Regions from separate parts of the Mus musculus genome. Here region 2 is linked to region 1. A link is a loop called in an ENCODE intact Hi-C map of the cell type or tissue named here. Cell type or tissue: gastrocnemius. All regions are shown on one strand.

What was found. Hi-C counts contacts between places; a loop is a spot of excess contacts. Peaks named below come from ENCODE experiments on the same cell type or tissue, not always from the same donor. Only the 100,000 strongest peaks of a DNase experiment are listed, where the experiment ranks them.
Region 2: it touches region 1 in a loop (2.6-fold over the local background); 10 of 42 quality-filtered maps call a loop at or near these places.

Annotation. Positions count from the first base shown.
Region 1 is chrX:99,528,710-99,533,709 of GRCm38, reverse strand. No RefSeq gene overlaps it. Among named protein-coding and RNA genes, the nearest start is that of Gm31155, 26 kb to the left of the region's middle. In gastrocnemius, no CTCF peak of the experiment used is centred here; DNase peaks (open chromatin) are centred at 1,246 and 2,922; H3K27ac peaks cover 209 bases.
Region 2 is chrX:99,655,723-99,660,722 of GRCm38, reverse strand. No RefSeq gene overlaps it. Among named protein-coding and RNA genes, the nearest start is that of Gm41898, 53 kb to the left of the region's middle. In gastrocnemius, a CTCF peak has its summit at 2,472 (motif pointing right); DNase peaks (open chromatin) are centred at 792, 1,164, 2,476 and 2,865.

The sequences.
Region 1 (5,000 bases):
CACTCTGGAAAACCTCTCTTGCAGATTGCCCTAAGATGCCCCCACAGACTACATACACTGTTTTCTAGAGGAAGGGGCAGTGATAGCCAGACAATGCATGTGGCCTCAGAACTGAATCCAGCTGGGCACCTCTGCCACCCTGTTCTTGGTTCTAATATATCCCAATCTCCCCGTCTACAGATTAGGGCCACAACTAGTTCTTGCTTCACTATGACAATCAAATGAGATTGTGCAGAGAATATGGCTGGTGCAGGATCCAGCACCCGGTAGCTTCTCCAAATGTTTCCTTCCCTGATCTCAGGTGGATGAAGTTCTGAACCAGGTACCTGAAGAGTCTATAGCAGGTCAGGCTTGAGTAGCCTGCACAGGAGTGGGGAGGGGTGAGTTAGGTCGCTTTCCTGCCCCCTCCCCACCTGCCTTCCACTCTCCCCATCTACCCCCACCATTTTCTCTGTCTAAGGCACCTGGGAGTTGCCTAATTAGAGCTAATTAGCTTCTCCTGTAGTAAAACCCCAAGGATGGGAAGGCTCTGGAGCTCAGGACTCTGACAGTAATCATGTTAAGCAGATATTTATTTATCCCTTTATTAAGCAAGCCAATTAGCATGTAAGATCTGAGAAGCTGATTTGTAGGCCCGGGAGCAGAGCACATGCTCTCAAGCCTCGAAGGTCCTACTTGGGACTCTTTTGTGACTTGTCACCTCCTAACCTTTCCAAAAGCAAGATCATAAAAAGGCAAAATTGGGAGGAGTCACTAGACATGGGTAGAGATAGGAGGCCAAGGGCCAGAATAGAGATAGGAGCTTGCCTGTGCCCACACAATGAATGCAGGTGATTCCTAAGAAGGTAGAAGGTGCAGGGAGCCCTGTAAAGGTTATTGCTTTGTAGCGGGGATGCATGGAATGTTGAAAGTGAGTGGTCAGGAGGGACTTCATAAATGGGGACATTGGGTGAGCAAGGACATTCTGCCAAAGCACTGGAGCCAAGGTACAGAAGTAGGAAAGTGCACAGCATATGAGCATAACCGAAGCATGTCATTTATTCTATCAGTATCCTGGCAACGGTAGAGCAGTGGAATTGTGCAAAGAGCTCAAAGAGGCTAAAGCTACATGCTGAAGACTGGGATCCAGCTGGCCAAGGTCAGCATGGCTAGTGGCAGGTAGGAGGGAGGATGCTAGCTTCTGTGTGGGGAGATGATGGGTCTGGAGCCAAGAGGAGGGAGGGTAATTGGAACTCTAAAGGCATTGCAAGGCTGGGGAAAGCTGTGAATCCACGAGCCACTTAAGCTGGGCTTCTTGCACGCTACCACGAGCCAGGGCAGGCAACATGCCCTGGAGATGCTCCCGAGTGAATTAGGCAAGCAAACATGCTAAAGAAAGGCTTGACAGGGCTGGGATGACTCAATGGAAGAGTACTTGCATAGCATGCACAAGGCCCTAGGGTTCCATCCCTTACACTGCCATGTAAATGACATGTATATGACAATCCAATGCAGTAAGAGCTGAGATGGAAAAAGAGTTCCAGACCAAAGCAAAGAAGCCTAGAGGTGTGACTAGGGTTGAGTTTTTACAGTTCTTAGTATCTGCACATTTGGGTTTATATATCCCTCCCATGCCATAAGAAGGGAGTTTTGTTTTGACTTTTGATACAGGGTTTCACTATATAGCCCAAACTAACTAGCCTTGAACTCTTGATCCTTTTTTCTTCCCCCCTGGAGTACTAAGATTTCAGGCATATGCCATCATACCCTGCAAATATGTATCTTTTGATTCCTCCTAGTAACTCAGTGGACCAGAGAGTATTACCACCAGCTTATAGGTAATAGAAATTAAGGCTGCACATGATAAAGCAACAGCTGCCACCATAGGCTAAAGTATGAACCTTCCTTCAACTGTAGCTGCATCACGTACCAGTTGGACCATGAATAAATGGTGAGCATCATGGAGCCTCACTGTTCTTCCCATCAAATAAATAATGCCTCTATCAGATTCATTCAGCAAATAAGTATAGAGTCTCTAGTAACAAGCCACAAATGTCAGTTTACTTACTCCCTGCCCATAAAAGACTTTCTCAGGCTCATACAACTTGCCAAGACTCAAATCTAGGCTCTTTGAGTTAAAAGCCCCCTGTGTTGGTGAGATGTACCTTGTCTCTGTAGACTCATCTATGCTTTATCACCTCCAAGGGACAGTGAGAGAACAGCTATGCTGACTCAGGCTGACAGCAAGGAGGATGGCGGCTAGACACTGGCATGATTTTGCTGACAATGTTGTGAATCATCAACCGGAAGAGCTGCAGCTCTGGGAACATGGGATCTCTAAGGGGAGGAATAGCCCCAGTGAGTGTGATTGGGAGAGGTTGCCCTATCCAGAGGAATAGGAAACGATGAGATCACCTATGCTGCAGACTGGAAAGAGCCCAAATAGGTCATCTGGTCCAGGGCCTCTGGGCAGAACTGTTCTAAGACCAGACTTTATTAAAGACTTCCCTACAAGGTCTCCAGGGGAAAACATTCCTCAGCCTCCCTTGGCCACTCAAGAATACATTTTCCCAGCTCCGTTCCAGAACCTTCTTTTTTTTTTTTTTTTTTTTTTTTTGGCTAGTTTCTCCTGCTGCTGCCCCTGCTTCCTGTGGCAGAGTTACAAAGCTGCTGGGCCACTTTGGGCCACTCAGCTCACTAAACATGAAGGGACGATAGCAGCTTCTGTTTGCCAACCCCTAAGGCTCAATTTCAAAGTCACCAGCTAAGACCCTCCACAATGTGTCCCACCCAGCTCCCTGGGCTCAGCTGTCCTTCACGACTTCCAGCCTGGCAGGCTTGCCTGGCTGACTCTCAGCCCACTGCAGTCCACCGTTTCAAGACCTTCAAGTCTCTGGAAGCAGACTGCTCGGAGGAGCCAGCCCTCATTCTTCCAGAAAGTCTCTCTCCTACCCCCGTCCTGTTCTGTGCTTACTTTGCTGTCTGATCCGCATGTCAGAGTAGTACTGGGTTGTGGGCCAAAAACTGGTTGAATGTTGGCCATTTCATAGGGTTCAAACCAAACAGTGTGTCTGTTTTGGCTTCTCGGCTGTAAGGACAGTACTGTGCTCATCTCCACACCCCCCCTCCACGCCCCCTCCACACCCCCTCCACATCCCTCCCCCTCCCCTCCTCCCCCCTCCTCCACACACACTCAGATGCCTGGAACATTGCCTTGCGAACCAAAGGAGCCAAAGCATGCGTATTGAATTCTTTGAATACTCAGGATAATATCTGGGTGAGGTTCCATTCATACATTTTGTGTCAGCTACTCCTCATAGCCAGGGTGTAAGGAAGGTCCTCTTCCCTCCTTGTTTGTAAAACAGGGCAAGTGATGTACAATGAAGTTATTTGGTCGGGGCCAGGTGGCCACCATGATCTGGGCTCACCAATCTCATCAAATATGGGTAGACTTGGCCTGAATTGTGCCATCATATGAAGGGCACACAGAATCTGCATAATGCATACACATTACCAGGCTTCCTCAAAGATGCTCCAGCCCTAGACCTCCCTCCCATCCCATTTTCCTCGGGTCTTCTGGAAATCAGTGATTGATCAGGTATTGGGGAGTTTGTGAGACATCACTCACATTCTAAGGGCTACCTAGCCACCGCCCTTCTTCCTCATGTCTTTTCTGGCTTCTCTCGTGTACCACACAGCTTTACAGTGGGGTATTTCTGGGCCCAGTATGTTCAGAGTTTATCAAAGCTGCTTCTTGACATAGGTGAGAAGGCACTCTTTACCCACATTCCCCTCCATGAAGGGGGGGGGGGCTCGAATTTTCTATCCTCATCCTTCCCCAGAGCCACAGAAGGAAGATGTTAATACGACTGGTATTATAAGATTATAGTGCATAAATAAGCATTCTTATGGCGTGAGTAACCAACTCAGTTATTGTGTGCTGGGGCTTGCACACACTAAGTCAACATTCTACCACCGAGCCGCAACCACAGCCACAACCACAGCTGGACATACTCACTTGAAGGTTTATTAGGAAAACAACAGAACCAGCCCAAATGATATAACGGATCTTGCTGCTCAGTTTGGCACAAAGGTTTGTGTTGTCCCCAAGTAAGCCCAGTTAAAAGAAAGTAGTTGCCAATCAATTAGACAAGGATGGAACGAATGGGCAAGAGCCATGATGACAAGATGTGAACAGTGCTTTCCCCACTTCCAGTCACAGAGCAACCTGAGCACTTCTGCTGAAGAGGATTTACACCTGTAGGGAGAAACTGAAGCAGGAGGATCTAGGAACCAATCACTTTCAAGTTCTTTCTGTGGCCAGAAACAAAACGGAATCCCCAAAAGAAAAAGGACCTCACCCACAGTTGTGATCTTCAGCATTTAGCCAAGTGCTTGGTACATCACTACTCAATAAATACTGGATCTATACGTGCATGAGTTTTGGAGACCTTGAGAAAAAGGAATTCCCATTGTCAGATGTCACAGTGAAGATTATATGAGGTAGCTTAGAGCATGTCACATTGGGCCTGGTACACAGCTGGCTCTCAATTACTGCTGTAGCCCTTGGGAGGAGGGAGGCTAATCTGGGCCTCAGGTAGGGAAGGCAGGCCAAGATTCCCCAACAGCTTGCAGCTGAACCGCAAGGTCCAGGGTCTTCTAGGCCTGCACAGTTACTTGTATCCTTGTTCATGCAGCCGGGGTCAGGGGCACTCATCTGATTGGGATTGCTTGTCTAAGATCTCTCTTTTCAGTATGAGCTATGCCCCCGAGGCAGGCTGCCCACAGCTGGCTATTTCCCTGGCACCTGAGGTTCATCCCCATGGCTTGGTCCTGTGTCAGATTCCCTAGTGGGGTTCAGCTTCCTTCACTCCGTTGCCTGCTACACAGGTTTGGCTTTGGTGTGGCCAAAACAAAGGATAGTCGATCTCAGGCTCCATAGAAGGAAGCTCTGTTGGGAGGAGGTGGAGGAGGGGAAGAGAACAGAGCTCTCATCTGGGGAAACCAACATCAGCAGACCA
Region 2 (5,000 bases), 130 kb before region 1:
CAGATGATATTGGGTTCCATTTATCAAAGCCTTCTCCAAAGGCTCAGATAGTGGCCAGTCTGTCTTCAAACCCTGGCTTTAATATTATGACTTGTGTTACTTTAGGCCTGCTATGCAACTTTTGAATAACTCAGTTTCATAACCTGTAAAACAAAAGTAATGAGAACACCTCGTGCGTATGACTCTTTTAAAGTAAGACATGCAACATGCTTAATAACTCCCAGCTTAGTAGACAATCCCAGTCAAAAAAATTATGATGGTGTCATCTTCATCTCGGACAAAGGAATTTTGAGACTAAGAGAGGTAAATTCACTTGTCTAGGAACACACAGCTAGGCTGTGGCAAACGTAGGTTGCAAACCCAAAGTCCAGGCTTGTGTGCTTTAAAGCTTACTCGGTTCTACTGGGAATCTGAGAAATGGAAACACTAGAATCTACACCACTCCTTGGGAGTGTGTTAGAATTACTGGGGCATGAAGATACTCCTTGCGACCCAGGAGAGCCACTTCTATGCATCCAGGCTGTCATTTGAAGGCCTCTAAGGAGCTGGCCTGGCCAAGAAGACCTGTTCTTTCCATCAGTGGGGCTGGGAAGGTTAATGGCATTCCCAGGAAGGGCCAGGGATTAGGGGAGACTGCGCTTTGGAGCCAAATTCTTTCACCTATAGTGAGTTTTCCAGAGTTTCTCCCTCTGCCCCCCAGTGCCTGGCCCCAGAAAAAAGAAGGGGGGATGGGCTGAGACCTCCAGCTCCTCAACCCCATGGACCAGGATGGAGGAGAGTGCGGCCCCCCACCGGGCTGGCCCTGGTCCCGGCTGTGGCTGTTCCGGCACAAGCTGTGGGAAAGGAGGAAGGCCTCCACGTGCTGCTCTCTCTCTCTCTCTCTCTCTCTCTCTCTCTCTCTCTCTCTCTCTCTCTCTCTCTCTCTGGGGTGCAGCAGAGGCAGGGCGGATGAAGGGGGGTGAGACCCTTCAGAGGCTGGACAATTAGAGAGAAGGCACATTCCAGGGGAATCCACATCTGGGATGAGCCTGAGCCAGGGCCAGCCCTGTAATCCATTGCAGATGTACCGGCCAGCAGCAGATGTGGGCAGACCTCCCTTCTGGCAGGCTGGGGGTGGGGCTTGCAGGGGCAGCTAGGTGAGGAGCCTCTCCTTTGGGCAGCTACTACCTGGCAGGGATTTTGTGCATGGCATCTTGCCCACAGTGGGCAGGCAGGCTGAGAGGCTGTAGTTATGTGTGTGCAGTTATCCCAGGCCTCACCTCTGCTTTAAATTTCTGGGAATAGATCTTTGGTCAGAAGGCCACCAGCCACCAGGTGGGACCTCTACAGGGCATAGAGACCTTGTCTTCATGTGGGTCTACAGAAGTCCAGCGGCTTTAAAACCTGAAGAAGGAGGAGTATGTGACTGCGTCTGACTCAACCGGCTTCCAGCCAGCTCTTCCTGGACCTAGTTCGAGACTCTGGGGTCTCTGGGGTTGGCATTGCCAGCAGGGACTTCTAAGAGACTTTTCTGTTGCAAGAGCTTTGAATCTTCATACCACCGCAGGGGGTAGCTCTTTGTGCTTGCCTTGTGACCAGTGTTTGGCCCTAGAAAAGTGCTGACAGGAGGAAAGGCAACTCTGCAAAGGCTATATCCCCAGAGGTCTAGTGGATGGAGGCAGGGGCATTCTGGGGTGTGCAGGTCGGCGGGTGGGTGGTGTGCTTGGTCTCTGGGTGGGGATGTGGAATTCCTGGTTTTCCAGAATGTCTTAAGAATACCTACAGCTGGAAAAGTCACCTTTTGAAATGGATTCCAACTCTCTGGCTGCTCTAACCCTTTTGTGTCACTGAGGAAGGGTAAGAGGCCGGGAGGTGGGGGGGGGGGGGTTGAGGGAGATTCCGACTAGTCTCCTCAGAGAGCCAGTGGCAGAGCAGAGTGAATGTTGTTTCCCCATGAATGAGTCTGTACTCTGTATGGAAAGAATGACTGAGTGAGTGAATGGGCAAATGAATGGGGAAGTGTGGCTGGAGAGATGGAAGTGTGGCCAAGGCCTGTGGATACAGATGATATGCCCTTTTCCACATTCCGTTTGTCTGATGCGTAGCAATCTGTCTTGGCCCTTTTCTCTCATCTATGTCTCCCCATACCATCCATTTCAAGTCTAAAGGCCCCAAGGAGGAGGAAGCATTCATACCGGTTCGCCCACCAGGCAAGTGGTAGGGGCAGGATGGGATGCAAAGCCATGTGTCCCTCAAGCCCCTACTCCTCAAGGACCTCTACCAGAGCCAAAGACAAGTTCCATCCATTTCACAGGCAAGGAAACAGGAGACAGGCCCAGAGGGGGGTGCAAGACGGATTACAGGATGAGCTTTAAATCAGGCCTGGCAGGACACTGAAAGTAATGGATTCCTGTTGGCTAGAGCAGTATTCGTGGCCCCTGTGGGCCCAGGCAACCCCCAGAATGGTGTCACCCAGGACTGCCGAAAGGTGGCAGCAGAGGACCATGGGAGGCAGAGTGGATCTTTATTCTGTTTGCCCAGCTCCCATTCTTCAAGCCCCAAATTGGCTACCTTGGTGCCCTGAGTGCAGGCGGAGCCACTGCGTGCGGCAGAAGAGGCCTCCAGTGGTGGGGTAAAGGGGTGTTTACTGAAGAAAACTGTCCCCCAGCAACTGTGAAAGGCGGGGAGGGTAGAAGATCTGAGGGGAAGAAGTGGACCAGTTAGAGCCTAAGAGGGAGAGGGAACTGCAGAAAGAGGGACAGAGAAAGGAACGGAGCTGAGCAGAGATGGAGCAGTGGGCTGAAGGTTCCAAGAAAGCCAAAGCTGGCAACATCTCTATGGGACCAACTACACCCTAGTGGGATCAGGGAACTTCCAGTCTAAACACCTTTAGAAGACTCCCAAGCCAAATTCCCACCTCACAGCAGGGTGCACAGACTCATAGGTGAGGCTGGAGATCACACAGCCAACCTGTCATCAAACACAGACTGGCCTCAGCCTGGATTCTCCCCCAATTCCAGATGAAACAGCAGCCCCTGGCCAGGCCAGTATACTTGGTAAGTACAGGGAAACCCACCCATTTGCCACAGAGTTTAAAACATCTTTCTTCCTTCTTTCTTTCTTTCTTTCTTTCTTTCTTTCTTTCTTTCTTTCTTTCTTTCTTTCTTTCTTCCTTCCTTCCTTCCTTCCTTCCTTCCTTCCTTTCTTTTCTTTCTTTCTTTCTTTCTAACCTCTGGTGCCTGGTCTCTGTACGAGCCTGGCCTAATTTCACCACACAGGTGCACACATTATGTGCTGACAGGACCCGAGCTCTGCCAACCCAGGCCCGCTGGGCTACGTGAGAGCAGCATTGGTGCTATGTCATCATCCGCCCATGTGATCCTATTTTTTCAAACTCAGAATCAGGCCAAATTGTCTAATGCATGATATGACCACAGAATGGAATATTTAAAATTAGGCTCATCCCTGGAAATCTAGGCCATATGCTTACTGTCCTGCTACCCCACCCATTGGCGCTCCCTCACACACAGGCCTGGAGATGCCCCCAGCTGTTAGGCAGGCCCTGCGGCTGAGAATGAGGGAGGTGAAAGAGAGCTAATACGTACTGAGCTCGTGCCATGTGTCAGGCATTTTCCAGCTATTATCTCACTTGCCATGACAACCATTTGCAACAGGCACCCTTATAATCTCCATTGCACAGATGAGGAAACAGGCCCAGACAGCTGGACTGTTAACCAAGGTCCCACGGTGACCAAGGCGGCCGGGTTAGAGTGGACTCTGTGACCCCCAGTGCAGTAAACTGACCCTCTGAGCAGTGACAAAACTAACAGGCAGAAATGCTATACCTAAAGCATATGTAAAGTAAGGAGTAGAGGCCAAATGCCTTGGCCTCCGGAAGGTGTGTCCAGCCTAGGGGCCCCATACACTGAGGGCACACTGTTGCAAGGTCACAGGGCATGAGGTGATTGGGATGGGCTTGCAGCCCATGTCCCCCCAGGAACTATGACTTCAGCTTTCAAATTCAGAAAGACTTGGGAGACAGGCGCATACTCTATGGCCTCAGGGAACTAAATAAGAAGTGACAGCTATAGGGAGGCAAGTCTAAAACTAGCTTAAGAACCAATCTACCCTGACTGCCTTGAATTATGGTGAAGTCTCTATTACTGGGTCAGTTCCACCTGAGCACATATCTCGTGCTATGTACAGGCTATGTACGGGAAGGCTCAGTCCATGGATCAGAGGTTAGACACCTACGTTTAGCACACTCTTTTCTCCAGTCCAGCATGGGCACCTCCCATCATTTTAAAATCAGAAAGCCATCCCTTAAGTCTCACTGACAGGAATCATTCTTAGAGCCATGAAGGAGTGGCTCTGAGAAGGGAAAGATGAGAAGGCCACCAGAGACCTAGAGGGGAATCATTCTTAAACAGCCAGCATCAAGCAGACAGATGGCCGATGACAAACGGAGGGAGAAAGCATTCCTAAGCCATTCCGGGGAAGATGACAGGACTCTTTCTTTCACAACACTACTTCACTGATTGATTTTGTGAGTTAAGTCACTAACCCTTGAAAGGATAAAGAAAGGAGCAGTGAATTGAATTCCGCACATCATTATTTCAAATATGACATTAACCAAGCTCAGGTAATGCTGAACGTTTTCCTGCTAATGTCAAGAAATCCTTTCTTGGAGCTAATCTAGATGTCAATTGCAATGCCAACAGACTACTGTTGAATGCTAATGTCGCACAGTGTCATTGGGTGAGAAGTAAAGATTGTCAGATGGCTGGCTGGATGGTGAAAGAGACTGATGATGGCTCTGGTTTGTCCTGACAAGACCATAGGGATGTCACAGGCTATGGATGTTGGAAGAAGGATGGCCCATTCTTTATTGAATGGTTGGTTGTTGTTATTGGTGGTGGTGGTGGTGGTGTGTGTCTGTGTGTGTTTGTGTGTGTGTGTGTGTGTGTGTGTGTGTGTGTGTGTGTGTTCTACCAGATCATCGCCACTTAAGCCAATATTGA